Linked DNA regions of Homo sapiens: region 2 is linked to region 1. The links are chromatin loops, found by intact Hi-C in ENCODE. Cell type or tissue: breast epithelium. All regions are shown on one strand. Each heading gives the region's core, and the rest is flanking DNA. Links, peaks and the distances in the headings are about the cores only.

Region 1 (5,376 bases), core at 70-5,069:
GTGGAAGACGACCGAGCAGATTGCCACTTCTACCTGAGGCACCCTGCTTTTATTCTCTTATCTGGCCTCACCCACATCCTGCTGATTGGTCCATTTTACAGAGAGCCAATTGGTCCATTTTACAGAGAGCTGATTGGTCCGTTTTGACAGGGTGCTGATTGGTGCGTGTACAATCCCTGAGCTAGACACAAAAGTTCTCCACGTCCCCACCAGACTCAGGAACCCACCTGGCTTCACCCAGTGGATCCCGCACTGGGGCTGCAGGTGGAGCTGTCTGCCAGTCCCGCGCTGTGCACCTGCACTCCTCAGCCCTTGGGTGGTCAATGGGACTGGGAGCCGTGGAGCAGGGGTCAGCGCTCGTGGGGGAGGCTTGGGCCACACAGGAGCCCAAGGGGCGGAGGGAGGCTCGGGCATGGCAGGCTGCGGGTCCGGAGCCCTGCCCCGTGGGGAGGCAGCTAAGGCCCCGCGAGAAATCGAGTGCAGCGCCGGTGGGCCGGCACTGCTGGGGGACCCAGCACACCCTCCACAGCCACTGGCCCGGGTGCTAAGCCCCTCATTACCCGGAGCCAGCAGGGCCAGCCGGTCGCTCCGTGTGCGGGGCCCGCCAAGCCCACGCCCACCCGGAACTCCAGCTGGCCCGCAAGTGCTGCCGGCAGCCCTGGTTCCCGCTCTCGCCTCTCCCTCCACGCCTCACTGCAAGCTGAGGGAGCCGGCTCCAACCTTGGCCAGCCCAGAAAGGAGCTCCCACAGTGCAGCAGTGGGCTGAAGGGCTCCTCAAGTGCCGCCAAAGTGGGAGCCCAGGCAGAGGAGGTGCCGAGAGTGAGGGAGGGCTGCGAGGGCTGCCAGCACGCTGTCACCTCTCATTAACACCCCCTCTTCCCACCCTCCAACCCCCGATCCCTGTCTTTACTGAAACATGTCTTAAATCATGATGAGTGTTCTTGTAGGAGTCTTCTTTTTTCTTTCCAGCCCCTATTTTAAACATCTAGATTTGAGCCAAAAAGGACAAGTAGGCAAGGGGTTCTGAGAATGCTATTAACCACAAAATCTAACATGTATGGGACCAACTGTCCATGGTTGCAGAGACATTGACTATCCTTTTAATCCTTACAATAATTATGAGATAAATCCTCTAAATTAGAGATGAGGAAGCTGAGACACAAAGATGTTAAAGGGCATGTCCCAAATCATACAATGGGAAGAAGGGATTTGAATTCAGGCTTACCTGCTTGGGAGCAAAACCCCTGAACCTCTGAGGTATATAGCCTTGCTAGGACACTTACCTTCTGTTTTCTCTCTGGTCTTCACTTAATGAGCCAAGAGGGTTAGCTGCTGTAGTGGATGCTATGGGACATTCTCCAGGTCTTTGCTGCATGACTGGGGCATGCATTCCCCCAGCTGCTGGAAGTGTAGGTCACGGATGAGTCCCTCCCCCCCAGGATTGTCTCCATGGGAGAGAGCCAGCTTGGCCAATGTCATGGCCCTCTCTGGGCAACTCACATATAATGACTAGTTCATGGAGGGATGTAAAAGCCTGGCCCCTTGTCCTAATTTGAGTCAACTCTGAGTTCCCCATGGGCCTCTGTTGCCTTTTCATGGCAGCCCAGCTTCTCCCTCTGCCAAGTCCTGCTTCTTTCACACCCCGTACAGGTGTCCACCTTAAGACCATGCCTTAATATACTTTCTGCATGCATATCTCCATTGCAAAGTCAATTTTCTCAGGAATTCAGCCTGCGACAGCTGGCAAGAGTCCCAGTGCCCTTTCCCAACCATCATCTCCACAATGTTAACTCATGTGGTAGAGAAGGGAGAGGGGAACTAGCACTTACACCATGCAAGGCTCAGTGGTAGACATTTTATATGGATTACCCCATAAACCCTCAAAGTAAAGAAATCAAGTAAAATACTGCTACTGATATAGATGGCAAGGTTAGAGAGAAGTGACTTGTTTGAGGTCACAAATTAATAGGGAGATGAACCAAATTTTTGGATACCAAAATTTAGGTAGTGTGGTAGCCTGAATAATGGTACCCTGAAGATGTCTGCATCCTAATCCCCAGAATCTGTGAACATGTTAACTTCACATGGCAAAAGCGAGTTTGCAGATGTGATTTAATTCAGTATCTTGAGATAGGGAGACATCTTGGATTACCCAGATGGACCCAAGGGAATCACAAGGCTTCTTGCAAGAGAGAAACAGAAGAGTCAGAGTCAGAGGTGTGAAGAGGAAGTAGAGGTAGGAATGATTTAAAACCATAGTCAAGGAACACAGGCAGCCTCTAATAGCTGGAAAAGGCAAAGAAACGAGTTACCCGCTAGAGCCTCTAGAAGGAGTGGTGCCCTGCTAACCCATTTTAGCTTTCTGACCTCAAGAGCCGTGAGATAATAAATTTATGTTGTCTCAAGCCACTGTCTGTGGTAATTTGTTGTAGCAACCATAGGAAGCTAATGTAGGTCGGCTTTTTCCACTCTCTCCCTCTTGTCCTCGTGCATCTATGTATGTGACACTCTCATCTCCCCACTTTTGCCCTGGAGTGACGTTAAGCCTGATGTTTCTTCCATTTGGGGGACCCTGAGAAGCTGTATAAGCAAATATCATTCTCTGAACAGCCCTTTGAAGTGGGTCAGCCATTGGCCAGCATCTGCCTAGCTGACTCTACCTGGGATGGCGGTGAGGAAACAGGACTGAGGAAGGGAAACCCCTGTTCCGATGTTGTTAGAACCCTCCCGTACTTACCATAGGGAGCAAGTTCATCTCTTTTAATTTTGGGTTGCTTGTTTTGCTGCCTATCACTGTACTCCCATCCCTGCCTCTCCAAGATCAGGGCTAAGCTCTCTGAGAAATCTACAGCAACTTGAGAGGAGCAACAGGAGTAAACATGACATCTTCATTCCTCTTCAAGGTCAAAGATTTTCCTGACTGCTAGGAGTTAGTTGGGTTTTGATTTTCTTAGGTTTACGGTGGGGTTGGGTAGAAGCCGTCCTGGCCCGTTGGGATGGAAAATAGCATTTACTGAGTCCCTCTTCAGTGTCTGTATGATCCTTATTTTACCAAGGAGAATATTAAGGCACTTTCTCAGGATCCCAGGCTAAAAAGTGGTGGAGGAGGGAACAAACCATGTCTCTCCCACCGCAAAGCCCTTAGGGGTGCTCTTTATATGCTGCCTTGACCATAAAACTTGAATTTTAGGCCAGGCTTGGTGGCTCATGCCTGTAATCCCAGCACTTTGGGAGGCCAAGGCTGGTGGATCACCTGAGGTCAGGAGTTCGAGAGCAGTCTGGCCAAAATAGTGAAACCTGTCTCTACTAAAAATACAAAAATTAGCCAGGCGTCGTGGTGTGCACCTGTAATCCCAGCTACTCGGGAGGCTGAGGCAGGAGAACTGCTTGAACCTGGAGTGGGATTAGGGTTAGCACCACTGCATGCCAGCCTGGGAAACAGAGCAAGACTTTGTCTCAAAAATAAAATAAAATAAAACAAAATAAAGTAAAATAAAATAAAAATAAATAAAACCTTGAATTTTAAGAATAATGGATTTGTGGCTACTCTTTCCCCAATATCAGGACCCAGTTCACAAAACACAATGCCAGAGTTGTCTACTACACTGCACTTCTTCCCCCCTTCCTCTCCATTGGCACCTCTGCTCCAGATGAATCCTGTGGGGCCCCTCTGTTCATATCTCCATAAGCCACATCAGCTGTCTCTCCTGCTGGAATCAAGATGCTGTTCTCTTGCCAAGTAGCTTCATCTCCTTGAAGTCTCCCTAGCACTTCTGGATTCCGGCATCCCAGGGCTCCTGAATGAAACTCCAAACCTGTGTATCCTTCCTGCCTCTTTTCAAATTCCTAAAACCGATCTTTTCTACCCATTTGTTTCTGAAACTGCAATGGTTGTCTCTGGACTCTTATTACTAAATGCAGACATGTCTGGGTGTGGTGGCTCACGCCTGTAATCCCAACACTTTGGGAGACCAAGGAGGATGGATTGCTTGAGTTCAGGAATTCAGGACTAGCCTGGGCAACTTGGCAAAACCCCATCTCTACAAAAAATAGAAAAATTAGCTGGATATGTTATGCACACTCCTAATCCCAGCTACTCAGGAGGCTGAGGTGGGAGGATCACTTGACCCTGGGAGGCAGAGTTTGCAGTGAGCCAAAATTGTGCCACTGCAGTCCAGCCTGGGCAATTAGAGTCAGACCTTGAAGAAAAAAAAAAAAAAAGAAAGAAAGAAGAAAAGATAAAGAAATTCACACATGTTAAATTACAGAATTATAAAGCTGGCAGGGTCAGGGAGAACATCTATTTTTCAGATGAAGAAACTCAAGCCTAAGGTCACACAGTTAGTTTAGTGGCCAAGTCTACTCCTTGAGTCCATAACAGCATTCTACATGCTGCCCTACACTTTCAGTCATTTATTGGGCATATTTCTTGATAAAGAGCATGAACTCAGAACCCAGACAGCCCAGGGTTCAAAGCTGGCCTCTGCCACTTGCTAGCTGTGGGAACTTGGACAAGTTTCTTAACATCTCTGTGCCTCATCTTTAAAGTGGGAATAATATCGATGCCAACTTCATAGGGTTAATGTCAAAATTAAATGGTTTAATATGTGCAGTTGTACATAGTAATTGTTCAATAAGTGCTAGTTATTCATTATTTCATCCATGGGACTGAATGTTTTAAAGAAAGAATTGTCAAAACTTTCCTGCAATGGTTTGAGAGACTTACAGACGTATGTGAGCATTATGGCAGAATGAGTAAAAGCATCAACTTTAAAAATGAACTATGACAGTCTACATCCTCGTTCTGGCTCCTTTTGGCTGCAAGACTTTTGGAAGTTATTTAACTTCTTTGTGCCTCAGTGTCCTCGTCTCTAAAATGGGAAAAACAAAAGTATTGACAACTTAGGGCTGTTGGGAAAAATTAAACGAGATCATCTAAGCTAAGCACCTGGTATATAATAAACATTTAATATTTGTTAGCTTTCATTATATAGCGAAAAAAACAATGTGAACTTCACTCCATTGCTTTTAGTTCAGTCATTTAGTAAGTCATGCAGAATTACTTAGTGAAAGCTCTGCATATACAAAATGATTTGTAATCACTGCATTATTTAACCAATTAATTAATATGTATTGTTCAAAATAGCCCTAGGAAGTTATCTGAGGTTCTCTATATTCCTGATAAGTCTTAAAAACTCAAGGTCACACAGGGAGTTGATGGTAGAGTTAAGAAAGGAATTTGCAGTCACCTGTTTCTGTTGCTTAACTCCCTAAGATGTGCTGCTTTTCTTTTCTTTATTATTTATCTGCATCAAAAACAGTGCTTGTCTAGTTAGGTATCAATGGGTGACCTGACTGCTCATGGTCTTTGGAGGG
Region 2 (5,376 bases), core at 197-5,196, 80 kb before region 1:
GTTTAAAGCTCAAACATAAATGCTACTACCTCTGTCCAAACGTTTGCAAATCAATAAATCCAACGTGTTAGGTAAGTGAAATAAATGCCTCTGTCAGTTTGTTATTTGTAACAAACTAACTTCAAGGAAAAGACTTTCTGAAGAGCTTGAGGTCAGGACCAACATGATCCTCATCTGTATATCCAGTGAAATACAGTGGGACCTCAGGAAGTGCTGGGTGGGTATTAGAGACCCATACCCTAGAATGCAGAAAAGACCTCCTACTTACAGGCAATCCAAGAAGATATCCTTTTGGAAGGCTAACAACATATCCTATCTAGTTTCAAATAAGCATGGGTTCACCAGCAGCACTGATTAAAACTGAGCCTGCTGGAATGGCAAATTAGCCTAGTAGCAATTTTGCCCCCACCAGAGAAAAGTCAGAAACATCTTCCTGAGGTCAATATCTCATGACCAACTGGCAGACCACACACTGGCAAATGGAAGCATGAAAAAAGAAGAAAAGAGACACATTTAAACACCCCTTTGGACTTAAAGCCAGGGAAACAGTGGTAACACAAAGTACCTCACTTCATAAAATTCCCAACCACTGAACTCTCAAAGTGAGGTCTGTGGAGTGGGCCCCACCCACGATCTGCTGTTGCTGGTGCACAGGAGATAAATACAGAAACTGAGAAGAAGCACTGAGGAGGAGCAATTTGACAAAGAGTAATTGTTATATCTATTGAATCTAAAAAATAAAAAAACCCGAGCTTGTATTTTGTATATTGTTCTTTTTCATTTCACTTTTCCAGTAATTGGTTTTTACTATATTTTACAAGAAGTATTGATCCACAATGTATTGGGAATCTTAGAAAAGAAAGTCTTTTAACATAGAAAGGTTGAGAAGCATCACACAAGAGCAGCCACAATAAAATTCTGTATGAACAATATGCATATTATGCTTGCAAGGATACCGATTTACCTACGGTCATCTCTTAAATGAGATGAACATTAAGACTTTTCAGAAGCAGGTAATTTTGTCCATGGGTAATACACTAAGCTCTATATACTATTATCTTTTTTTTTTTTTTTTTTGAGACGGACTCTCGTTCAGTCGCCCAGGCTGGAGTGCAACAGTGAGATCTCAGCTCACTGCAACCTCTGTCTCCCAGGTTGAGGTTCAAGTGATTCTCCTGCCTCAGCCTCCCAACTAGCTGGGATTACACGCACTCATCATCGCAACCAGCTGAATTTTTCTATTTTTAGTAGAGAAGGGGTTTCACCATGTTGGCCAGGCTGGTCTCGAACTCCCAACCTCAGGTTATCCACCTGCTTCGGCCTCCCAAAGTGCTGGGATTACAGGCGTGAGCCACCGCGTCCAGCCTCTATATACTATTACTTTCTGATTCACATTGAAATTAATCTAGAGATACTTGAATTGAGGACCAGAGAAATGCTATGTAATCAAAACTGTTTGCTGGAACTCAGATAATAATTAATGTTTCCCTTGAAAAGGGAGAACTGTGTGATCAAACGAGTTTGGGATATATACATCCTATCCCATGGCCCCCTCTGGCAAAGTCACATTAGCATATTAGGATTCTGGGAAGGCCAGTAATAAAGATATGTGTTTAATTACACGAATGTGACCTTCTTCATCTAAACTCATATGAATGTCTTATTCAGAAAACACAATTTTTGAAATGTTCATAGTCAAAAGACTCTGGATTAGCAATAAAAAATCTGTCCAGCTATTTCTTTTCATTGGCTTACACCACCCACCCTACCATCTTTCCTGAGCTGTAGCATCAAATAAGACAATTATGTAAAATCACTTCACACAGGTTGAGTGTTGTGGCTCACTCCTGTAATCCCAGTGCTTTGGGAGGACAAGGCAGAAGGATCGCTTTAGTCCAGGAATTCAAGACCAGTCTAGGCAACAAAGCAAGACCCCCATCTCTAAAAAACATTTAAAAATTAGCTGTGCGTGGTGGTGCATGCCTGTACTCCCAGCTACTTGGTAAGCTGAAGCGGAAGGATCTCTTGGGCCTAGGAGTACAAGGATATAGTGAGCTATGATCACTCCAGCCTGGGTGACAGAGACAGATGCTGGCTCAACATGTTTGTCAACATGTTTGAAAACAAAAACATGTTTGTCTCAAAATCAAACAAACAAAACATCTAGCTGGGCGCGGTGGCTCATGCCTATAATCCCAGCACTTTGGGAGGCTGAAGCAGGTGATCACTTGTGGTCAGGAGTTCAAGACCATCCTGGCCAACATGGTGAAACCCCATCTCTACTAAAAATACAGAAATCAGCTGGGTGTGGTGGGATGCCTATAGTCCCAGATACTCAAGAGGCTGTGGCAGGAGAATCACTTGAACCTGGGAGGTGGAGGTTGCAGTGAATCGAGATGTCACTGCACTCCAGACAGGGAGAGAGAGTGAGAGACTCTGTCTCAAAAACAAAAAAAAACAAAACCACAACACCTCGTACAGAAAGTAAGCTCCTTCAAGACAAGGAATTGGCCCCAGTCCTTTGTTCCCACAACACCCTATAACCCAACACACATAAAGTGCCCAGCATAACGCCTAAGCTCTTTTCTATGAAATATTCCAGTTGTCTCCTCATCCTCCACACACCCAGGAAAGCCAATTCCAATAGTCATTTATTGGGCCACTCCCTTGGAACTCCTAGTCTTTAGGGGCCTCCCTTGCACTAGCAGGTATGGTGTGGGAGGCACCTTCCTTGGAAATGCACACGGGGCCCAGAGTGGAGCCAGGAAGAAGCCCTGCACTTGGCAAAAGGTCCAGCTCATGATCGGGCTCCCTTGGCCTCAACTTCAGAGCAGACATTTCTCTAAGACATGGTGGGCTGCAGGAGTGGGGTCGGTAGGACCCCAGCAGTGCAGGACTTGGGTGCTCAGGTGCCCATGGCCATCTCCCATCCTAAACCATCTGCTACCTTCTCCCACATACCACATGGTACTCAGTAGTGAGCCATGGGCCTGTCAGTATTGCATTTGTCTCAGTGGAAGAACAATCTAAACACAAGTAACATCACAGCCTCAAAAGAGACAGCACTGAACAAAGAAATCACGTCAGGGCTCGATAGCATCTCTTCCCTACCTAACGCAGTAATTCAGCTCCTATTCAACCACTAGCCCCCCATTCCAACAATCAATAATAATACATTTTCCCTCAAACAACTGTATGTTCAACTTGTTTGGCTCCTCTGTTTACTTCAAAGGCAGCACGCAGAATTTGAGCAACTTCTACAAGGTCATGTGATCAGTGAAATGTAGGACAAGGAACTGGTTTTTTGACACACTCTAACCACCAAACCACGAAGTCTCTGTGAAGGTCAAGATTATCATGAAACGTTATTTACATAGTACACAAGTTGAGTCCTTGCAGCTGTTACAAACACGAGCCACAACTTTAAAAGAATAAAAAATTAAAAGGAGCCCTTCATGTTACTTACTATTCACATAAACATTAAATGCTATGGCAGCATTGACGTCAGAATTGGACACTAGGAATGTGTAAGTGCCTCCTTCGGTGCCTTTTAATCTCGTTAGATGAAGTTCACTTACGTATCTACAAAGAAAAGACAACTAGTCAATCACCTGTGGATAGCATGCCTTGGAAGGCATGTCTTTTTCAGTTTCTACCTGGAAATCTATGCCTGTTTGAGGAAAAATATAACTCATTTAATTCAGTAAGTATTAGCAAAATCCACATTAACAAATACATAAACACGCACACACATATTCCATCTGGGACCAACGCCTGTTGTGAGAGACCACAGAGTGGGGAAAGGTTAAGCACAAAGGCAACCTGACAGAGGCTGCAGCCTCTCCACTGGCCCACCGCCTCCCGCCTCCGCCCTCCCCCCACCACCCTGGGCTGTCCGCATACCACTTCCTCCCCTGCCCATGGTGCTGCAGGAGCCTGCTCTCCACAGTGTCCTGAACTCACCTGCCCTGCATGCACATGCTCACTGCCCTCACACAGACACTCTGGGCCCTCAGCGAGGTCCACACTGCTCACCTTCCTTCTTGCAACACCCCCATCTCCTGGTTTTCCTCCACCCCGGAGACTTCTCAGTGCTCCTGGCAGTATTTGCCACTCAAGCTTCTGACTTCTTGCAGGACCGCCATATAGGGCTGTGTACACTGAGCACCCTACAACCCTGTCGGGGTTACTGGCAGGGGCTCCGATGTACATGTGTCACCCTGGGCAGTCCACGACCCACACGATCCACATGGGCCACAACACCAACTTGCCATAGGCGGTGTGCCAACTCTCACACTATGCAAGCTCCCTGGGCAGCCCACTCTCTCACACTGAGCTGCTGGCTGCTGGCTCACAACCTTCACGTCTTTACTTCCAGCGCAGGGTTCTCTGTACCATGTCTCCTCTACAGAGCTACTTTCATGCCCCCAAACACTTGCCTGCAGCATTCTCCCAAGGATTGCCCTTGCGCAATCCTTGGAAGACGTTGACCGTGCAGCCAGGTCTGCAGCCAGTAAGTGACTGATAGCTGGAGAGGTGCAAAAGCCCCGCTCAGCTCCTGGATAAGACTGAGGCTTGGGGTCATCTGAGCCACATCCTTACTTGCCTCCTTTCCCTCCCATGCCTCTTCCCCTACTCCCTGGTCAGTCTATCCCTGCATAAGTCACTTGCCTCAGAATCCCTGTCTCAGGCTCTGCTTCTAGGGCGTTTGGCAAAAGATACTTCCTACCTAAACAATCCCACTCAAGATCCCACTATCAATCTCAAATCCAACAAACCCCAAAACAAAGTCACTGTCTTTCCTCAGAAACTTGTCCCTCCCCGTCCTCCTGCTCTCCCTGAATGGTATGGTCTCTCACCACCCAACCTAAAGGCATCTTCAACTCCTCCCTGCCTCTCCTGCCCTCTCAATCACCTGGAGACCTCCCAAATTTATCCTCTTCCCTCCAACCTTTAGTCCTTGGCCCAGGACGCTATCATCTCTCACCCGTATTTTTCCAACAGTCAACAGTCCTGACTGGAAAAATAGAGCAAAACCCTATCCAGGCACTTAGCCCTTATTAGCCGTTCGGTCTTGGTCAAATTACTTCACCCCTCTGTACCTCTGTCTCCTCTTCTATAAAAATGGTGGGAAATAAGAATGTCTACTCACAAAGTCTGTGAGGCTTCAGGTCAGTGGGTGAATACACGTAAAGTACTTAGAACCATGCTTCAGAAAAAAAGCACTTATGTCTTACCTGAAGTATTACTATTGCTACTATTTTTACTATAATGTTTTGAGGATCAAATGAGAGGTCTAGTGTAAAAGAACATGGGTTCACTGCCTGAAGCGAAGTTATTTGGCTCTTAGTTTTCTTACAGCTTTAAGAAACAATT

Evidence for each region. A loop is a pair of places that touch in the nucleus more often than their neighbours do. Peaks named below come from ENCODE experiments on the same cell type or tissue, not always from the same donor. Only the 100,000 strongest peaks of a DNase experiment are listed, where the experiment ranks them.
Region 2: it touches region 1 in a loop (17-fold over the local background); 2 of 110 quality-filtered maps call a loop at or near these places.

The regions. Positions count from the first base shown.
Region 1 is chr4:54,627,842-54,633,217 of GRCh38, reverse strand. No RefSeq gene overlaps it. Among named protein-coding and RNA genes, the nearest start is that of LINC02260, 23 kb to the right of the region's middle. In breast epithelium, for the core only: no CTCF peak of the experiment used is centred there; no DNase peak of the experiment used is centred there.
Region 2 is chr4:54,707,630-54,713,005 of GRCh38, reverse strand. KIT (KIT proto-oncogene, receptor tyrosine kinase) reads right to left here. Exons shown (of 21, transcript NM_000222.3): 7 at 3,467-3,582. Among named protein-coding and RNA genes, the nearest start is that of KIT, 52 kb to the right of the region's middle. In breast epithelium, for the core only: no CTCF peak of the experiment used is centred there; a DNase peak (open chromatin) is centred at 3,251.